Linked DNA regions of Homo sapiens: region 2 is linked to region 1. The links are chromatin contacts, found by Hi-C or POLR2A ChIA-PET in ENCODE. All regions are on one chromosome and are shown on one strand. The core of a region is the stretch at or near the end of the contact, and the rest is flanking DNA. Distances in the headings are between cores, read along the strand shown. Region 1 overlaps YLPM1 (YLP motif containing 1). Region 2 overlaps YLPM1 (YLP motif containing 1).

Region 1 (4,395 bases), core at 733-3,232:
TCCTTAATTTGATATATTTGTGTTTAAATATGTGTGTGTGTGTGTGTGTGTGTATTAACCAAATATTTTTTGGTTCATTAGTTTTCTTCCTTATTATCTAACATGTGTTAATAAGAGTTAACCTTATATTTCAGTATTTAAGTTACAGAACATGAAAGAGGGAGTGTGAATCAGGTGGAGAAGGATGAACTAATATTATCTTAAAGACAAAAAAAAAAGACTTTGTGTGCTTTTCTGGGGAAAGAGAATGTTTTTGGTTGTCCAGCAATAAATGTCTCATGTTAGGTGTGAAAATCTCCCTGTGACCCAACCTAATCAGAAACATATGGGAAAGACTGCCAGGCACGGTGGCTCACGCCTGTAATCCCAGCACTTTGGGACGCGGAGGCGAGTGGATCACTTGAGGTCAGGAGTTAGAGACCAGCCTGGCCAACATGGTGAAACCCTGTCTCTACTAATAGAAAACTTAAGCTGGGCATGGTGGCGTGTGCCTATAATCCCAGCTACTCGGAAGGCAGAGGTAGGAGAATCACTTGAACCCAAGAGGTGGAGAATGCAGTGAGCCTGAGGTGGTGCCACTGCACTCCAGCCTGGGTGACAAAGTGAGACTTTGTCTCAAAAAAAAAAGAGAGAGAAAGGGAATTTTGGGAAATGGAGTTTAGCTCAGCCAAGTTGACCTTTTACAAACCCATTGCAAGGAACTCAAAAATACACAAACCCATAATAAACAGAGAGAGGAGGTAATCAGAAGATGAAAATCTTGTTTGTACATTCTGAAAGACAAAGAACAAATATGAGTGGTAACTTACAGAGCAGGAAGAAACCAGTTTAGAGTACTGATGGCAGAAAGGGATAAAATCAAAAGAAGGCTGGCTTGCCCAGAGAACCTCAGAGAAGGTCAGGATTCTCAGACACTAGGGGGTGCTAGGGAAGGAAAGGAGTAAAACTTGGGGCTAAAAATACGTAAATCTATATTCGGAACCATCAACCAGCCTTTCCTTAGGCTGAATGTCTCTTAAATCCTTGAATTTGAGAGTCCCCTAGCAGTAGTAACAGTTCCTTACCCTATTCACATAAAGCAGAAACCTGACAGGTAACAAGCCCCTCTCATATACACAGAGCTCCCAATCAGTTTGTCAGTGTCTTCCATGCTTAAACATAAATGCACAGCCAAGGATTGCTAGATATTTGAGGAACACGTCCAAAATGAAAGAAAAACTAAAGATAAATAAATAGGATCTGAATTTGGAGAAAACAGAATGCAAAAAGCAGAAAAGAACTTTCAACTCAAATTGTTATCCTCAGAGAGATTCTTAAAGAGACTGCATCTATAAATCAAGAACAATGTGCTATTTATAAAAAAGATCAACGCCAGAAGAACCACAGAAAAAAAAATTTCCAATTCTCAAAATAAAAGATGCAATAAAGGACTAGAAGTTAAAGTATCTCAGGAAGTACAACAAAATGTAAGATAAAAGGCACAAAGATAATCAATCCAACAGATCCAAAATCCTACTAATGAAGAGTTCCAGAAACAGAAAACGAGAGAAAAAAAATGAATGAAGAAATAGCACAAAGAAATGTCCCAAAGTTAAGAGATTCCAATCTCTAGACAGAAAGGGGCCAGCATACTGACTACTCAGTACAATTAATAATAAAACTAAATAAGCAAACAAAAAACACTGAAATTTCAGAATACCAGAGATTTTTTAAGTTTGGGAGAGAGGAGGTCACCAAAACAGGAAAAGAATCAGAACAGTATAACACCTACACAATGTGATAGAACAAAATAGAACAATGATCCTAAAACCTTGAGGAATAATTATCTTCAACATCATATTTTATATCCAAATTAGCAAGTAAGTGTGAGATTAGAATAAAGACATTGTCAGATACAGGACGACTCAGAAAATTTACCCCTCACCCACACTTCCTTAGCAAGTTACTTGAGCATGCACTCCAGGAAATGGAGGTACTGAATGGTAACAGGAAGCCATGAGATTCGATAAACAGCAAATCACATTCCGGAGGGTCAGCAAGGGGAATGCTGTAGTTAACACCCATATGGCAGAGTGTTGAGGAAGAACGAAAACTTTATTTTTCAGGACAGTTAAATAAATATGTAATATCTAAAATGTGTAAGTGTTTAAGTAGTGAAAAGGGCAACATAATTATTTAGTGCTATGAAGATGGCGACCAAAAGAAACAGCTAAATAATTGAAAGAGGATGCCATTGGCAAAAACATTTGGAGGGCATGGAGCAGTGGGTGGCCATTTGGCCCAATTTTTTTAAACCATGCATATGAATCACTTTGATAAAAATGTAAACTGTATCTCTTTAAAGGGCACAGAGAGAGGATTAGCTCTCATCAGAAGGGCCGCTTCTCCTGAGACTACAAGATTATGAGCATGCTAAGTAAAGCTAAGGGTTAGAAGTGAGATGTTTTACTGGGCTTGATAGGTAAACTTGATTTCCTGTAAGGCAGGAAGCTAAATTATAAATATAATGCAAAATAAAAATGTTTGCTAAGATTGAGAAAGCAGCACTAGAGTAGATGGTCTATGCGAAGTAGTGAAGGCTTGGCAGAGCTATAATGGGCAAAGGCGAAAGAAGGTGACCAGAAACTTGTCAAAGTATATACATCACAATGCTAAGGATGGAGAGTATATATTTACAGAAGGAAAAAAAAGTATGCCGCTTTAGGGCTTGTGAAGGTGTGGTTCCTTTCTCGGAATTACACTTATTAATTTAAAGTGCCTCAATAATATATCAGATCATTAAAGTTGTATAAAATCATTTGCTATGTATTAAATGTAGCAATTATTTGTTCACATAAGTGATAAAAGAAGACTATCTTCCACAATGTACAAGAGTCCATGAGAGACCTTATTAACATGTTATCTAGTATTCTAATCAAATTCTAAATATGAGCAAAGTCCCTTCCTAACAAAATTGTGAATGCCTTGAGAATTTTATCCATGACTGACATTTTGGAAGAAGCAACTTTCACTGAACACATACTGATTGTCAGGTAATGAGCTGGTGCTAAAAAGAGAGTCATGCCTAACCTCAAGGAGTTCACTGTCCACAGGAAGAGTGAGACAATTAACTCAACAATTAGAACAGAATTTGATAAATATGGAACATGTTTGTCTTGCTAACCAAAGTATTCCCAATGTCTGATTTCATTAAATAATCCCAATCTGTAATTACTGAAGTGCTGCCCCAGGGCAGGAAAAATAGGAATAAATAAAGCAAAGAATGGCAAGAAGGGAATTCCAGACAAAGAAAAGAGCATGTGTAAAAGCCAGAAGAAAGGACAAAGGAAGTAGGAGGCATTAAAAGGTGTGCAGATAAGAGGACATGGCAGAAGGGTTGAAAGGGTAGGGTGCTTTGTTTTCAGACCAAATTGCTGATCAACAGCCAAGGCCCATCATTTTATTTTCATTCTGGGGGCCAGAAATTGTTGAAACCATTTGAAATACACTTTCAACACTACATATAAATGGCAAATATTTATCACTATTTGATTTTTTTTTGTCCTTTTCTGAGACAGGGTCTCACTCTGTCACCCAGGCTGGAATGAAGTGGCATGATCCTAGCTCACTGCAGCCTAGACTTCCTGGGTTCCAGTGATCCTCCCACCTCAGTCCCCCGAGTAGCTGGGACCACAGGTGCCTGCCACCATGCCTGGCTAATTTTTTATGTCACCAGGCTCGGATAATTTTTGTATTTTTGGTAGAGATGCGGATTCACCAAGTTGCCCAGGCTGGTCTCAAATTCCTGAGCTCAAGTAATCCACCTGCCTCAGCCTCCCACAGCGCTAGGATTACAGGCATGAGCCACTGCACCTGTCTATTACTGGACTTTCAAATTTTCAAAGTTCAAAGATGTTACAAAATGACAGACTCAAAACCGTTTTCATTTATAAAACTAGAGACCTTTTAAGGCTTTGTAACAAATATATCAAGAGATACTCATATTAAAAATCTGTATGAAAATAAGCCACCTTTAAATATAATGAAATACTATGACCCTTTTGACATATAAAAACATGTATTTAAAATATAGTAGAAACATTACATAAATTCACTAAATACAATCACATAAAAACGCATGCATTGTACCTTGGTAAGATAAAAAGAAAAATAAGCAAATATCTGGTTTTAAGTATTTAGAAAGTGTTTATTTGTATAGTTAAGTGTGTTATAAATCTCTTAAAAAACCCCTAAAACTAGGTATAAATACCTTAGAATTATAAAAATTTCAAAATTTGATATAAAACTCCAAAATGTAAAAACCTAAGAGGTATGATGCAGTTATACAAATACTTTTAAAGAAGGTATTTTATGTATTATACTATTTGCAGAAACATATTAAAATTAACAAACCAT
Region 2 (4,413 bases), core at 146-2,645, 43 kb before region 1:
AGAATTTCCATTAAATTAGGGGTATTCAGTACTATAATATCAATTTGTTGAACCCAAAGTGATACTATTCAAATGCTAGTAACTATTAGCTCTATTCATACAGTCTTTAATGTAGGTCATAAAAGTAAAGGATTTTCATCTGTGGCCTGAAAGAGAATATTTCAAAATATTGAAGTCTTCAGTGAACACATTTACAAATTACTGAGTTGGATTACAAAATGCAAATTATGCTTGAGGAAGAAGGCTCTCTCATCTTCTTTCATGCTAAAAGATGACTTTTTTCTTTGCAGGATGAAAAAGGGAAGAGTCCCTTTTCTGTGTTTACATAGAAATAATATTTGGGTTTTATCTCTGTATGTTTCTGGGTTCCACCTGGTATTAACCACAAGAGAGGAAATTCTGTGCAGAAGGCCATGCTTTCCAGTAATGAACAATCTGGCAAGAACTTGAAAACCTGACAGGCTTAAAGGTTACATGCCAGAGTGCTCTGCATCTTTATACTCTTTCCCTGCAATCTTCATTTAAAAATCCACAATTCAAGTTCAAATGAAGGCAACAAGCTTGAGTTCCACAGAATACATCAGTTCTGTCTACCAGAATTCAAAGCCAGATCAGGAAAAAATAAAAACCTAACAGCATAAAGGCAGAAAGTGAAAAGAAGAAGGAAGGAAAGAAGAGAGGGAAGAACAGAGAGAGGATCAAAAAAAATTTTTAAATAAAGCATCATGTTACAGAATGGATATGCTCCAGGGAACTGATGAATATTTGAACTTGGTCAGTCTTCAAGACACAAAGATAGAGAAATCAGCTATAAAACAAAGATGAGTGTTTTGAACATCATTTGAACCCTGTGTTTTACAACATGTGCTACGGAATCATTGAGCCATATAATATTCAATGAAAAAAAGGTTTTGGGATGTTCAGCTAGCATTTAATTAGGACATACCATATTTAAAAAGCAATTAAAAATAAAATTAAGAAAACAAGAGAAAAGGGCCCATGCTGTATAGCCCATGAATCTCATCGGCTTTATCATGAAAGTTTATTGTTTTTAATCCTAGTACAATCAGCTACCAGTTACATACAGTAAAAAACAGAAACAGCCACAAAGCAATGATGATAGAGATAGTCTGTGACATTGTACAGTGGAGGAAATACTCTCTGTTGGAATCCTCCAGCAGACCCCCGCCTGGCTTCAGCAGTTAAGCTATCACTCCCTCCCTCCCCAAAACAGTTAAAAGAAAAATTAACGTCTTGCTTGGGTACAGCAAGATTCTAATACCTCTTGGGGACACTGGAGAACTTTAAAAAAAACTAAAGCAGTAGAAACAAAACAAGAACTGAAACGTGGAAGCAAGGTGACACACAAAGAAGCTCCGCGAGGCCTTGGCTTCAGACCACCTCAAAGCGAACCACCTGGAAAGAAAAGAAAAGGCTGTCACACCTGGAAAGAACAGGCAAAAAGTTCAGTAGCCCTTAGTATAACATCATTTCAGTCCTTCCCAAATCTATAGAATTCAAGTTTTTCTCAAGGTTTTTATTTTTATAAGTGAGCCAGCTTGCAGAAAATGGCTTCCTTTTCTAATAGTATTGTAAATGTTAACAACTAGTACATACTTACTCTTTCAGAACTATAAAATAACACAAGAAGAGAGCATTTTTAGCAAAATATGCTGTCTTCTTTATCTCAAACCCTTTGAAGCAACCACACAGTAGGCTATTTATATGACTGTGTACTCTTACCTTAGAGGAATAATGACTCCGTTCAAAAACTAAGTCTCATATATATTTGGTTCGATTGAGGGCTTTTTCAGCCAGGTGACCACTTTCATCTGTGATCTTCTCCCAATCAGTCTGTCCGACCACAAAACCTATGGCCCTTTTCCTATCTGCATCCTTCTTCTCTTCCAGGTCTGCCCATCTGACCTAAAAAGAACATAGCATTAGGCTGAGCTTTAGGAAAAATAAATATGCAAAGAGCCCCCTCCCTCTCTGGACAGTCTAAGGGGTAGAATGACTCATTTGAAACCGCAAGTTTAAAAAATTAAAAACTAACCCAGGAAAACTGGGAAAAGCCATATATTTTAAGTCACAAAGAGAAAACTCTCTGGACAATCCAAGTCCTAACCATTCCAGCTCCTGAACAGTTCAGCTCAATCCTGTCCTCTCTTTCTCCTCTGCCATTCCTTTTTATTTAATAATTCACTGACCTCATTTTTTTTTCACCTGAAAGCAAAGCACTAATCTCTACCTAGTCTTCCTGTCTGTACTCACCCGCTCCAGATTCATGCTGCCAGAGTGATCTTCCTAAAACACACAGTTGTGATTCATTTGCTTTAACTCCTTCCCCTACCTACCAGGCAAAGTCCAAGAACTCAGGTCCCTCTTGATCTGGCCCCAACTACACTTTCCTGCAACATCTCTGGCCAGTGCCTATGGCATTTTATACAAACAATACAGACTTCCTTCTAGCACTCAGAGCGCATCGCACCATTTCATGTCTCTATAACTCTGCATATATGTACTAGTCATTCTTCCTGAAATGTCTTTTCCCTAACCTTATCCACTTGGCATGAGTCTAGTCATCCTTCCCTGACTTACCCCTTTTTCCTTTGCCAATCAAATAATCACTGCTTTCCACAGTTAACTTCCGGATTTTGATATGTCTGCTTTTGAACTTCCACACCGTAGTATAATTATCCACTTACAGATCTGTCTTCCCTAACAGACTATCAACACCCTAGATCAATAACTGAATTTTATTTATCTCTACACAAAAATATTTCTTGAAATTTAATCTTAGAGAAAACAGTAAGCTGGTATTATTACTTTCATTCATGAGATAAAGAGACCAAGAAACAGACTCAACTGATATAATTCATGGCAAGATTACAACTACAAATATATGGATCAGGGATATTTCCTATTGGTATTCTGATTTTTAATATATATATATTCTTACATATTATGCTTTTTAAAAATTTTTGTAATTTTTTTTTTTTTTTTTAGAGTCAGAGTCTCACTATGTTGCCCAGGCTGGTCTCAAACTGCTGGACTCAAGCAATCCTCCTGCCTTGGCCGCCCAAAGTGCTAGGATTACAAGCATGAGCCACCATGCCCAGCCACATATTATGTTAATATGTTTTTAAAAGTATATGGAGATATACATATTCTGTAAAAGTTCAGATTCTTAAAAAGAAACTATGAATCTGTTGCTTGCACTACACAGTATCAAAGACTGCAGAGAATGTATTTTAAACATGGCTTGTGATTTATTATCTGTGACAAGGAGAGAGAACCAGAGCATGGAAACACCATGCTCTTTACACTGAACCTGGGAATGCATTATTGCTCTAATGTACACTAATTACCATTTGCATGACTAGCAATGAAATAACTAGGCTTTTAACAGTATCACCTGGTCAAAGGGAGGAGCCAAAGTAATAGCAGTGGGAAGAAACTGGTAACATCTGACTTTCCAGAAAGTAGGTTTTTAGTGTATAGAAAACCTATGGCTCAATGTCTTTCATGGGCTTTAGTAAGAAGCCTAATAAATAATGTGGGCTTCAATATAGAAAAATCTTTGGGCATTCTGCTCATCAATGCTGAAGTACCTATTTTGATTAATTCATATATACAGCCAGGCACAGTGGCTTACACCTATAACTCCAGCACTTTGGGAGGCCGAGGCCGGCAGATCACGTCAGCCTAGGTGTTCAAGACCAGCCTGGGCAACAAGGCGAAACCGTGTCTCTACTAAAAATACAAAAATTAGCTGGGCATGGTGTGTGGTGGGTGCCTGAAATCCTAGCTACTAGGGAGGATGAGGTGGGAGAATTGTTTGAGCCTGGGAGGCAGAAGTGGCAGTGAGCCAAGATCACACCACTGTACTCCAGCCTGGGTGACAGAGAGACCCTACCTCAATAATAATTAATTAATTAAATTTAATTCATGTATATTCTCTCAGCTCCACCTGGATCAAGGATACACATTTTAGCGAAAGATCATTACGAACTAAGTCTTGGGCATTTATGTGAAAACACAATACTGTGCTCAGGATGCCGTGGGAATGGATTTAAATTTGCTGTGGGCTGGTTACTTTTTCTTTGTTCAGTGGCCACAGTTTGCCCCTTATATGGTAAGGCTCATTGAATAAAGAAAAAGTAAACAGCCCACAGCAAATTTAAATCCATTCCCACGGCATCCTCAGCACATAGTTAAATATACTTATCAACCTCAGCACATAGTTAAATATACTGATCAATCTCACCTTGCTACTTTTAAATCTACAGTTTAAATTCTAAGTTTTAAACTCAGATAAAATAAAGAATATAGGATTAGAAGAAAAAATGTGTAGGTGTTTTTGAAATGAGTAGTATGTTTGCGAATAAATGTTCAAGATTTTAACATTGG

The links. A loop is a pair of places that touch in the nucleus more often than their neighbours do. ChIA-PET counts read pairs that join two places held with the same protein, here RNA polymerase II (POLR2A). Pooled maps may share reads with other maps.
Region 2: a map of CD8-positive, alpha-beta T cell shows a loop between it and region 1 (2.2-fold over the local background). The contact joins two enhancer-like sites. A Hi-C loop is called at or near these places in 2 of 168 maps with a recorded cell type or tissue (CD8-positive, alpha-beta T cell and IMR-90), 1 of 37 single-sample maps with no recorded cell type and 7 of 50 pooled maps. POLR2A ChIA-PET finds 5 or more read pairs at or near these places in 8 of 52 experiments (A673, BJ, GM12878 and 4 more).

The regions. Positions count from the first base shown.
Region 1 is chr14:74,790,423-74,794,817 of GRCh38, reverse strand. The region is part of intron 4 of YLPM1 (YLP motif containing 1); the gene reads right to left. Among named protein-coding and RNA genes, the nearest start is that of YLPM1, 29 kb to the right of the region's middle. Within about 2 kb of position 1,982, at least 5 of the 41 ENCODE cell types and tissues checked have a DNase peak (open chromatin) inside an H3K27ac peak, as active enhancers do; they include CD8-positive, alpha-beta T cell, where a contact is called at or near this core.
Region 2 is chr14:74,832,778-74,837,190 of GRCh38, reverse strand. YLPM1 (YLP motif containing 1) reads right to left here. Exons shown (of 21, transcript NM_019589.3): 20 at 1,744-1,926; 21 at 1-1,416. The coding sequence ends at 1,780. Among named protein-coding and RNA genes, the nearest start is that of PROX2, 41 kb to the left of the region's middle. Within about 2 kb of position 1,395, at least 5 of the 41 ENCODE cell types and tissues checked have a DNase peak (open chromatin) inside an H3K27ac peak, as active enhancers do; they include CD8-positive, alpha-beta T cell, where a contact is called at or near this core.